Regions from separate parts of the Homo sapiens genome. Here region 1 is linked to region 2. A link is an interaction called in ENCODE POLR2A ChIA-PET data of the cell type or tissue named here. Cell type or tissue: endothelial cell of umbilical vein. All regions are shown on one strand. Each heading gives the region's core, and the rest is flanking DNA. Links, peaks and the distances in the headings are about the cores only.

Region 1 (5,370 bases), core at 56-5,055, 60 kb after region 2:
AGACTTGGGGTGGGGGTTCCCCAGAGAGCTGTTTCCAGAACAGAACTTAGTAACACTGTCAGGTTTTGGCGGCCCAGCCCTGACCTTCTATCTTCTCTTGCAGTGACCCCGACCTGGCCCCGCTCCAGGATGGGACTGCCGAGTGTGGCCCGGAGCTGGCCCGGGACAGCCAGGGCGGCAGGGAGGGCCCCTGGCCGGGAGCCGCAGCGCTCACTCATTTCTCCTGCGTCTGTGTGCATAGGACATGATACTAATAACCACACGGCTGGCGTGACCTTGGGGCTGGGGCTGGGCCTAAGCTGGTGCCCTGGTGCGGCGTGGTCTCTCCCAGGAGACCTGGGGCATGAGCTGGGCCCACGGCTCCCTTCCCATGTGTAACTTCCTCACGTTGTGTGCGATAACGTATTTTATTGTACATTTTTTTAAATTAAAAGTTTATATGCCTTATGCTTTACTTGAAAGTTTTTATAAGACCTCTTAGAAGTGGGGGAAGGCTGGCGGGCGCGGTGGCTCACGCCTGTAATCCCAGCACTTTGGGAGGCCGAGGTGGGCGGATCACCAGGTCAGGAGATCGAGACCATCCTGGCTAACATGGTGAAACCCCGTCTCTATTAAAGATACAAAGAATTAGCTGGGCGTGTTGGTGGGCGCCTGTAGTCCCACCTACTCTGGAGGCTAAGGCAAGAGAATGGCGTGAACCCGGGAGGTGGAGCTTGCAGTGAGCTGAGATTGCACCACTGTACTCCAGCCTGGGCGACAGAGCGAGACTGTCTTAAAAAAAAAAAAGAGAAGTGGGGGAAGGCCCACCCAGGAGCTGCTCTGCCAGGCCACAGCCATGTCTAGGGTGGGCTGGACATGGCAGCCGCTCCCCCTGCACAGGGTGGAATTTCCTTACTTGCCTTTGGTCAGGGGTTTACTCCCAAACGTCCCATCTTTTCTTCTGCGTCTTTTCTACTTCATCACTTCTCCCTCCCAGGATGATGTCTATAAACTAAGCACTGACAGCTCACAGCACTGCTGCCCCAGCTGCAGGGATGGGTCCCAGCCTCTCTTGCCTGCTTCTTGGCTACAGGACGGACTCCACTGGCCCCCGGTGAGTGGCCCCTGCTCTCTGCAAGGCCCTGCCATAGGTCCCTCCTCCAAGCCCAGCCAGTGTCTGCAGGGAAGCCAGCAGCCAGGCAGTGGTCAAGGATCTGAGGTCACCTGTCTGAGCTGGGTGCCCAGCAGGCCTTGGCCAGGTGGAGCCCCTGTGCCCCTAGTGAGGGCCGTCTTCCCCTCAGGGGCAAGGGGAAACCAACACAGCTATCTCACCAGGGCAGCAGCCTGGAGAGCAGGTCGCATCCTTCTCAGGGCGGTGGTCTCCTGGGGCAGCTGGTCAGGGGCCCACAGCCCAGAGGAGGTCCTTGCCACCCGCCTGGGGCTTCTCTTCCCCACTCCGTCTTCATGGGCAAGGTTGACAGATGGTGTACAGGCGCCCAGTTACATCTGAGTTTCAGATCATGAAGAAAGTTGATCTGAATATGGGCATCCTCATTCTAGAACACGCTTCAAAGCTGCCTGAGATTCAGATGTAACTGGGTGTCGCAGCCTGCCGCCCTGCCTGCCTGGCCCACAGCCACTCCTGGCCAGGATTCTGTTTGGCCAAACTGCCGTCAGGCTCCTGAGCCTCCTCCTAGGCCCATCTGTGCACGTCCTCATGAAATCCAGTTTTGGCAATCCCTGCTGAGATTGTAGCAGGACCCCTGCTCTCCGTATCCAGTCGCCCTCAGTAGCTGACTGGTCCATCCTCCACAGTCCCCAGAGGCCGTCTGATCCCCAAGGCACACCTTCAGCAAGGGTCCTGGCAGGATGCTTTAGCCAGAATTCCCTCCCCTGCCAGTTCCTCTCAGTCACTCTCCATCCTCTGACCCCACCTGCTCCTCGGGCGTAAACCCCCATGACCCATGCTGTGTTCAGAGCTGAGCCCCAACTCTCCCTGCCCTGCTGTGAGACCCCATTGCCGTGGTGGCTACACCTGCCCCAATGGTCCTGAATAGCTTGCCTTGGGGGTGTCATGGGGCTTCTCCCACACTCACCACATCGGCCACGTGCTCGATGAAGATCTGGCTGCCAAATCGGAGCTTCTGAAGCAGCTCTCCTGGAACGTCAGTGCGCAGCCGCGGCTGCTGGGCCATGAGCTGCTGCAGGCGCTTGTGCGGGAAGGCGTCTTCCGTGCAGATGTAGACGGCTCCTGGGAAGCAAGAGTGCCTGATGTGCCCAGGGGACTCCAGACGGGCCTGTGACTGCCACACAAATCAAGTGCAGATGTCTCCCGCCATTTCTAACTCTCTGCCCCTCACAGGTTCTTTGCCCCTCGCCTGGGGAGGGAGGAGGCTGGTGCTTTTTCTCACCCTCCCACTGGCAGCCACCTCCGGGGCCAGGTGACCCCTCAGGAGGAATATGGGCTGGGTCTCCACTTCTGACACCCAGGCAAGGACTTCCCCTGTCCTGGGCCCTGGGCTGGAATGGCCACAGATGGGAGGCCTCTCCTGCTCCACCCTGCCCCTCCTTCCCCCTGTGAACCTCCGTTCCCCACTGCAGGGCAGGGAGCAAGTGGCAGCATCAGGGCAACGCCTTCTGGAAATGGCCCCTGAGCCCCGACACATGGCCACCCTCAAGGCCCCCACTGAGCAAGCGTTTCCTCTCTTCAAAGCTCCTGCAATCTGGGCTCCATGGTGAAATTCAAAAAGCCAGCTTGAAAAGACACGTGTTGGTGAGGATGTGTAGGAGGCAGACCCCTGACCCCTGTGCACTGCCGCTAGGAATGTAAAATGGTGCAGCTCGGAAAACAATCGGTACTTCCTTAAAAAGTTAAACAAATCACATGACTCAGCAGCCCCACTCCTAGGTAGATACCCAAGAGAAAGAACGTCCACCGTAGCACGTTTCATGACAGCCCGGGGGGAGACGGCCCAAAGGCCATCAACTGAGGAGTGGACGAATGAAGTGCGGCCCATCCTTACAGTGGGATGATCGAATCTTAAAAGGGAAGGCAGTTCTGACACCTGCTCCAGCACGGATGAACCTCGAAAACACAATGCCAATGCAGGAAGCCTGTCACGAGACCACGTGCTGTCCGGCTGCACTTGCATGGAGCTCCCAGGACAGGAAGAGTCACAGGTAGGGAAAGGGGAGGCAGGCTGCTGGGGGTGGGGGCTGACTGCTCATGGGTAGGGTTTCCTTTTGGGGTGAGGGAACTGTTCTGGAATTGGATAGTGGTGACGGGCACAGAACTTTGTGCTTCTATTAAAAGCCACTGAATTTATTTATTTTATTTTAATTTTTGAGAGACAAGAGACTCACTCTGTCGCCCAGGCTGGAGTGCAGTGGTGCGATCTCGGCTCACTGCAACCTCTGCCTCCCGGGTTCAAGTGATTCTCCTGCCTCAGCCTTCTGAGTAGCTGGGATTACAAGGCGTGCGCTACCACGCCCAGCTAATTTTTGTATTTTTAGTAGAGACTGGGTTTCACCATGTTGGTCAGGCTGCTCTCGAACTCCTGACTTCATGATCCGCCTGCCTCAGCCTCGGCCTCCCAAAGTGCTGGGATTACAGGCATGAGGTACTGCGCCTATCAGGCCGAACTGTACACTTTTAGAGGGAATTTTATGGCATGTAAATTACATCTCAATTTAAAAAACAGGAAGGCTTAGGGGGACTGATTTGAGTAATAATAAAACTCCAGTTTCCTGCAAAACAAAAACAAAAAGACAAGGCCGGCGAGCTCTCTAAGCACTGACTATGCCAGGAAGGCTGCCCAGCCAGGACCCCGTGGCCCACGGGGCGTCGTCCTGTTCCTGCAGTGGCACATGCAGTTGTGGGAGAGCCAGTGCCCCCACGCCGTGTCATGCAGCCTGTTTGTGAGTGTCCGCGTAACCTTTAATTCTGAGCTGATTTTGCTTTGACAGAATTTCAAACGTAAAGAAGAGTTGCAAAAATGGGTCAGGAACCCCCCGCCCCATTCTGTGTCAGAACTAAGCTTCTGAGAAGCATCTGGCCCGCTTGAGGCCAGGAACGTATAAATACTGCCTTGGGAGGCCACATCCCTTTTGTGGCTGGTTCCCTTCCCCACCAGTGTCCCCAGCAGTGACTGTGCCCCTAGTCAGGAGCCACAGGAAGGTCGGGGCCCTGGGCTTCCTCCGTCCTGTTGGCTGGAGAGAGGCTGGGCTGGAAGGCTCGGAAGCAGGTGGAACCGGTCAAGCAGCGTGTTTTTGTTGGGGTGACGTTATGTAGGGGCTGCACAGTCATGGGGACATCGTGAAGCTGGCAGGAGGGTGGCTGTGGACAGCCCAGCGGTGGGCGGGGCCCCAGCAGGCCTGGGAGAGCCTCACGCGGCTTAAGCACGGGAGTCGGAATCACTTCAGAGCCCGCCTGCCGCTTTCTTTTCAAAATTCGGGCCTTTAGATTGGATCCAGGAAAGGAAGTCATTTCCCCAGGAAAGCACATCTGACCCCTAACCTTGCATGTGGTCACGGTGGCCGTGGGGCCCCCTCCCTTCCCCTGGCCCGCAAGGCTGGACTGTGCTGTCATCCCGCAGCAGTCACTGGGCTGGGCACAGCTGGGGGATTCAGGGAGGGTGTCCTAAGGCTTCTGTGTCCCTGGGTATCGGGGAGTGTGGGCTTCACTGAAAAGGCCAACGGGGTGGAAGCTGAGGGGGAGTCATTGCACAAATCAGATTTGCACGAAGCCTGGCACGGAGGACGCTGGAGAATGAGGGCGGCTCCCGTCCCGTTCCTGAGCACGCTCGAGTCCCGCCTCCACCTCACAGCAGCTCTTCCGTGCGGTAAGCGGGAGACTCCCATTTTCAAGGCCAACTCCTGTCCTCCCGGCTTCTGGCTGTCTCCAGGCTCATCCCCAAGACCAGCCGCAGGGACTCAGGCACCTGACAAGAGGGTGCCCTCCCCTGGGCTGCAGGGACAAAAATGCCTGTGGCGTGAGCAGACCCCAGCTGGGCTCTCAGGAGACCCCTCACCCTCCACCCGACACGGAGGCTCAGGAGACCCCTCACCCTCCACCCAGCACTGAAGCTCAGGCAGGCACAGCACACCCTGGGTCCTGGGGATGACGCTGACCTGAGGGTGGCAGAGGTGAGGTTCCCAGCCACACCGCTGCTGGCAGGTCAGGCCCGTGAGGAGGTGGCTGGCTGGGCCTGTGGGTCCAGGGCCTGGGGTCCGGCCCTGTGTGGGAAGTGAGCCTAGCAGATGTGCTCGGAGGTGCCACCGATGAAAAAATACTGCCACTCTGTTCACGTGGAGTTTAAGACAACGTGGGAATCGCATGTTGACACCAGGGAATTAGTTTAAAAGTTAAGGAGCTACTGAGAAACATCTCTC
Region 2 (5,370 bases), core at 104-5,103:
CCCTGTGAATTCTTAATATACATATTGTATGTATACTTTTTTGGTTTTGTTTTTATCAAGTTATATATGTATTTTGTATTTATGTGTAGATTTGAAAATAAACTTTTAATTTTAGAATAGTTACAGATTTACAGAAAAGTTGCAAAGATAGTACAGAGAGTTCCCACATACTTTGCATCCAATTTCCCCTAATGTTAATATCCTACATTACTGTGATACATTTGTGACAACCAAGGAACCAACATTGGTACCTTACTATTATTATTACTATTATTTTTTTTTTCTTTTGAGACAAAGTTTTGCTAGGTCACCCAGGCTGGAGTGCAGTGGCTCCATGGCTCACTGCAACCTCTGCCTTCTGGGTTCCAGCAATTCTCCTGCCTCAGCCTCCCTAGTAGCTGGAATTACAGGCATGCGCTACTATGCCTGGCTAATTTTTGTACTTTTAGTAGAGATGGGGTTTTGCCATGTTGGCCATGCTGGTCTCGAACTCCTGCCCTTAAGTGATCCACCTGCCTCGGCCTCCCAGTGTTGGGATCACAGGTGTGAGTCACTGTGCCCAGCCTGGTACATTATTATTAACTGAACTCCACTTTATTTGGTATCACTGGTTTTTCCCTTGTCCTTGTTGTACCTCAGGATCCCATCCAAGATACCATATCACATTTAGTCATCATGCCTCCTGCTCTGTGGCTGTTTTCTTAGACTTTCCTTGCATTAGAGGACTGTCTTAGCTTGCGAGGCTGTAACAAAGTACCACAGGCTAGTGACTCACGAACAACACAAGCCACAGTCCTGGAGGCTGGAAGTCTGGGATCAGGGTGCCAGCATGGTCAGATTCTGGTGCAGACCCTCTTTCTGGTTGCATGCTACCGACTTCTAGATGTATTCTCACATGGTGAAAAGAGTGTGAGAGAGTTCCCTTTTTAAAAAAAATTTAATAATAATTATTTTTTTGAGACAGAGTCTGTCTCTGTTGCCCAAGCTGGAGTGCAGTGGCACAATCTTGGCTCACTGCAGCCTCCGCCTCCTGGGTGCACTTCATCCTCCCACCTCCACCTCAGCCTCCCAGGCTCAATTCATCCTCCCAAGTAGCTGGGACTACAGGTGCACACTACAACACCCAGATAATTTTTGTATTTTTTGTAGAGATGGGGTTTTACCATGTTGCCCAGACTGGTCTTGAACACCTGAGCTCAAGCTATCTGCCTGCCTTGGCATCCCAAAGTGTTGGGATTATAGGTATCAGCCACTATACTCTGCCTAGGTTCCCTTTATTTTTTATTTTTTTGAGACAGAGTCTCACTCCATCGCCCAGGCTGGAGTGCAGTGGCATGATCTCAGCTCACTGCAACCTCTGCCTGCTGGGTTCAAGCTATTCTCCTGCCTCAGCCTCCTGAGTAGCTGGGATTACAGGCATGCACCACCATGCCCGGCTAATTTTGTATTTTTAGTAGAGACGGGGTTTCACCATATTGACTAGGCTGGTCTCGAACTCCTGATTTCAGGTGATTCACCCACCTCGGCCTCCCAGAGTGCTGGGATTACAGGCATGAGCCACTGCTCAGCCCCTGGGTTCCCTTTTTTAAAGGCACTAATCCCACCGTGAGGGGTCCCCTCATGGCCTAATCACCTCCCAAAGGCCCCACCTCCTAAAAGCATTACTCTAGGCATTAGAATTTTAACATGTGAATTGGGGTGGGGGGCACACATTGATTCCATTGCAATAACCTTGATAGTTTTGAGACATATGGGCAAGGTATTTTGTACAATGTCCTTAAATTTGGGTTTGTCTTGATATTTTTCCCATGGTTAAGTCAGGGTTATGAGTTTTTAGGAGAAAGACTACTGGCTCCCAGTTTTGGATTCTGATTCCATTGTACCAAAACAAATCAGAACTCTTTGGAGTAATGGGTGATTCTAGGGCTGGGGCAGGGAAAATATAAGATGAGCCTGAAGCTTCTTCTAGTGTTTGAATGTAAGGATATGCTAAAAAACAAAGGGATGGGAACATGAAGAAGGGACACAGGAACCAACTGAAAGAGCTCCCATTGACAAAAGCTGGAACAACTTGAACAATAAAATAAATAATGTAGTTTTTTGGTTTTTTGGTTTTTTTTTTTTTTTTGAGACGGAGTCTCACTCTGTTGCCCAGGCTGGAGTGCAGTGGCGTGATCTCGGCTCACTGCAACCTCCACCTCCCAGGTTCAAGGCAATTCTCCTGTCTCAGCCTCCTGAGTTGCTGGGACAACAGGCGCACACCACCACGCCCGGCTAATTTTTTTGTATTTTTAGTAGAGACGGGGTTTCACCATTTTGGTCAGGTTGGTCTCCAACTCCTGACCTCAGGTAATCCACCCACCATGGCCTCCCAAAGTGTTGGGATTACAGGCATGAGCCTCCATGCCCAGCCAAGAATGTATTTTTAACAATTAGTATTTTACTTATCACCTAAAGTATAAAACAAATATCTGTAAGTCCATATTGATATAAATAATTACATTAATAAATGAGGAAAGAGACAAAGAATAGACTGATCTCCCTTAGAGAAGAATTCCAAATAATGGTAGATTCTTCCATCTTCCAGAGGGTCCTCTATAACTTTCCCCATCTCCTTGGAGTGTGGGCTGCACTTAGTGACTTGCTTCCTAAGAGTATGGAATGGGATGACTGTGTGTGGAGGTGGTGGTGATAATCTTACAGTGGCTAAACCTGCAAATGCTACCTGAGCCAGGTGGTCGAGGCTGATGTATTAGGTGTAAATCATGTTGGCACGTGCCCTTGATAGAATTGTTATGAAAAGATTCAAACCCTGTAAAATATTTGAAAAGATTTATTCTGAGCCAAATATGAGTGACCATGGCCCGTGACACAGCCCTCAGGAAGTCCTGAGAACATGTGCCCAAGGTGGTCGGGGCACAGCTTGGTTTTATACATTTTAGAGAGGCATGAGACATCAATCAGATACATTTAAGAAATACATTGGTTGACCGGGCATGGTGGCTCACGCCTGTAATCCCAACACTTTGGAAGGCCAAGGCAGGCAGATCACTTGAGGTCAAGAGTTCCAGACCAGCCTGGCCAATATGGTGAAACTCCGTCTCTACTAAAAATACAAAAATTAGCCTGGCGTGGTGGTGCATGCCTGTAATCCCAGCTACTCGGGAGGCTGAGTCAGGAGAATCACTTGAGCGCAGAAGGTGGAGGTTGCCTGGCCCGAAGGCATTTGTTTAATTTCCTTTTGCTTCCAATGTGGCTGTTAAGAAACCTAAAGTTGGCTGGGCACGGTGGCTCACGCCTGTAATCCCAGCACTTTGAGAGGCCGAGGCAGGCAGATCACGAGGTCAGGAGATCGAGACCATCCTGGGTAACATGGTGAAACCCCATCTCTACTAAAAATACAAAAAATTAGCTGGGTGTGGTTGCGGGCGCCTGTGGTCTCAGCTACCAGGGAGGATGAGGCAGGAGAATGGCCTGAACCTGGGAGGCGGAGCTTGCAGTGAGCCGTGATTGCACCACTGCACATCAGCCTGGGCAACAGAGCGAGACTCTGTCTCAAAAAAAAAAAAAAAAAAAGCCTAAAGTTATTCTCGATTCTTTCTACGTGACTTTTTTTTTTTGAGATGGAATCTCGCTTTGTCGCCCAGGCTGGAGTGCAGTGGCGTGATCTCGGCTCACTGCAACCTCCGCCTCCCGAGTTCAAGCAATTCTCTGCCTCAGCTTCCCGAGTAGCTGGGATTACAGGCTCCCGCCACCACACCCGGCTAATTTTTTTGTGTTTTTAGTAGAGATGGGCTTTCATCATATTGGCCAGACTGGTCTTGAACTCCTGACCTCCTGATCCACCCGCTTCAGCCTCCCGAAGTGCTTGGACTAAGGCGTGAGCCACCGCGCCCGGCCTGCATGACCTGTTTTTTTTCCTCCCTCTCTGGAAGTATAGAGAATATTCTCTGGGACTGGGTGTGGTAGCTCACGCCTATAATCCCAGTACTTTGGGAGGCCGAGGTAGGAGGATCACTTGAGCCCAGGACTTTGAGACCATTCTGGGCAACATAGTGAGACCCTGTCTCTACTTAAAAAGAAAAGAGAAGAGAAGAAAAAGAATATTCTCTTGTCACCAAAATATTTTAATTTTCTTAGGACAATTTTTTTGGGGGGTCAAGTTCTACCTTTAGAACAGTGCCTTGAATAAAGTAGAGGCTCAGTAAACATTTGAGGAATGGATGGATGTTACTCTTTTGGGGCTGGCCAGATTTCTTTCTTTAGTTCTGTTCTTTTCTGTTCTATTCTGTTCTTTTCCTTTTCTTTTCTTTCTCTCTCTCTTTCTTTCTTTTTCTTTGAGTTTCTTTCTTGTTGCCCAGGCTGGAGTGCAATGGGGTGATCTTGGCTCACTGCAACCTCCGCCTCCTGGGTTCAAGTGATTCTCCTGCCTCAGCCTCTCAAGTAACTGGGGTTACAGGCATGTGCCACCACACCTGGCTAATTTTGTATTTGTAGTAGAGTCGGGGTTTCTCCATGTTTGCTAGGCTGGTCTCGAACTCCCGACCTCAGGTGATCCGCCCGCCTCGGCCTCCCAAAGTGCTGGGACTACAGGCGGGAGCCACTGCGCCTGGCCTGGGGCTGGCCAGATTTCTCGGGAAAATTTGCCTGTCTTTTTTTTGGAGGCGAAGACCTAGCTGCCCTACCAGGTCTACAAACCAAGTGGTGGCTGAGAGTTGGTCATCTCCCAGGTTCCCCCTGGTGCTGCCTAGCTCAGTTCTTCTGCAGCTCCCTGCCATGCTTGTAGTGGACATCGCAGTCGCACTTCTTAGTTTAAAGCATCCACCTAATGCAGTTGTGTGTGTGTTATGCTGAACGTTGAGGATGTGTTTTGAGGAATGCATCGTTAAGTGATTTCGTTGTGGGGGCATCAGGGAGTACATTTACACAAACCTAGGAAGTATAACCTACTGCACACCTAGGCTGTATGGTGTAGCCCATTGCTCCTAGGCTAAAAACCCATACAGTATGTGGCTGTGGTAGGCAGCTGTAACAGTGGTAAATATTTGTGCAACTAAACATATCTAAACATAGAAAAGATATAGTCAAAATAGGTGTTACAATCCTTTTTTTTTTTTTGAGACAGAGTCTCGCTCTGTTGCCCAGGCTGGAGTGCAGTGGCACAATCTCAGCTCACTGCAAGTTCCGCCTTCTGGGTTCATGCCATTCTTCTGCCTCAGCCTCCCGAGTAGCTGGGACTACAGGCACCCGCCACCATGCCCAGCTAATTTTTTTGTATTTTTAGTAGAGACAGGGTTTCATCGTGTTAGCCAGGATGGTCTTGATCTCCTGACATCGTGATCCACCAGCCTCAGCCTCCCAAAGTGCTGG

Evidence for each region. Peaks named below come from ENCODE experiments on the same cell type or tissue, not always from the same donor. Only the 100,000 strongest peaks of a DNase experiment are listed, where the experiment ranks them.
Region 1: POLR2A ChIA-PET joins it to region 2 with 8 read pairs; 7 of 35 experiments call an interaction of 5 or more read pairs at or near these places.

Annotation. Positions count from the first base shown.
Region 1 is chr14:103,701,098-103,706,467 of GRCh38, forward strand. It overlaps KLC1 (kinesin light chain 1), which reads left to right. Exons shown (of 17, transcript NM_001394837.1): 17 at 104-447. It overlaps XRCC3 (X-ray repair cross complementing 3), which reads right to left. Exons shown (of 10, transcript NM_005432.4): 7 at 2,076-2,230. Among named protein-coding and RNA genes, the nearest start is that of XRCC3, 12 kb to the right of the region's middle. RefSeq lists enhancers at 746-795, 4,817-5,370. In endothelial cell of umbilical vein, for the core only: no CTCF peak of the experiment used is centred there; DNase peaks (open chromatin) are centred at 2,804, 3,834 and 4,344; H3K27ac peaks cover 2,361 bases.
Region 2 is chr14:103,640,658-103,646,027 of GRCh38, forward strand. The region is part of intron 1 of KLC1 (kinesin light chain 1); the gene reads left to right. Among named protein-coding and RNA genes, the nearest start is that of KLC1, 14 kb to the left of the region's middle. RefSeq lists a silencer at 3,515-3,564. In endothelial cell of umbilical vein, for the core only: no CTCF peak of the experiment used is centred there; no DNase peak of the experiment used is centred there.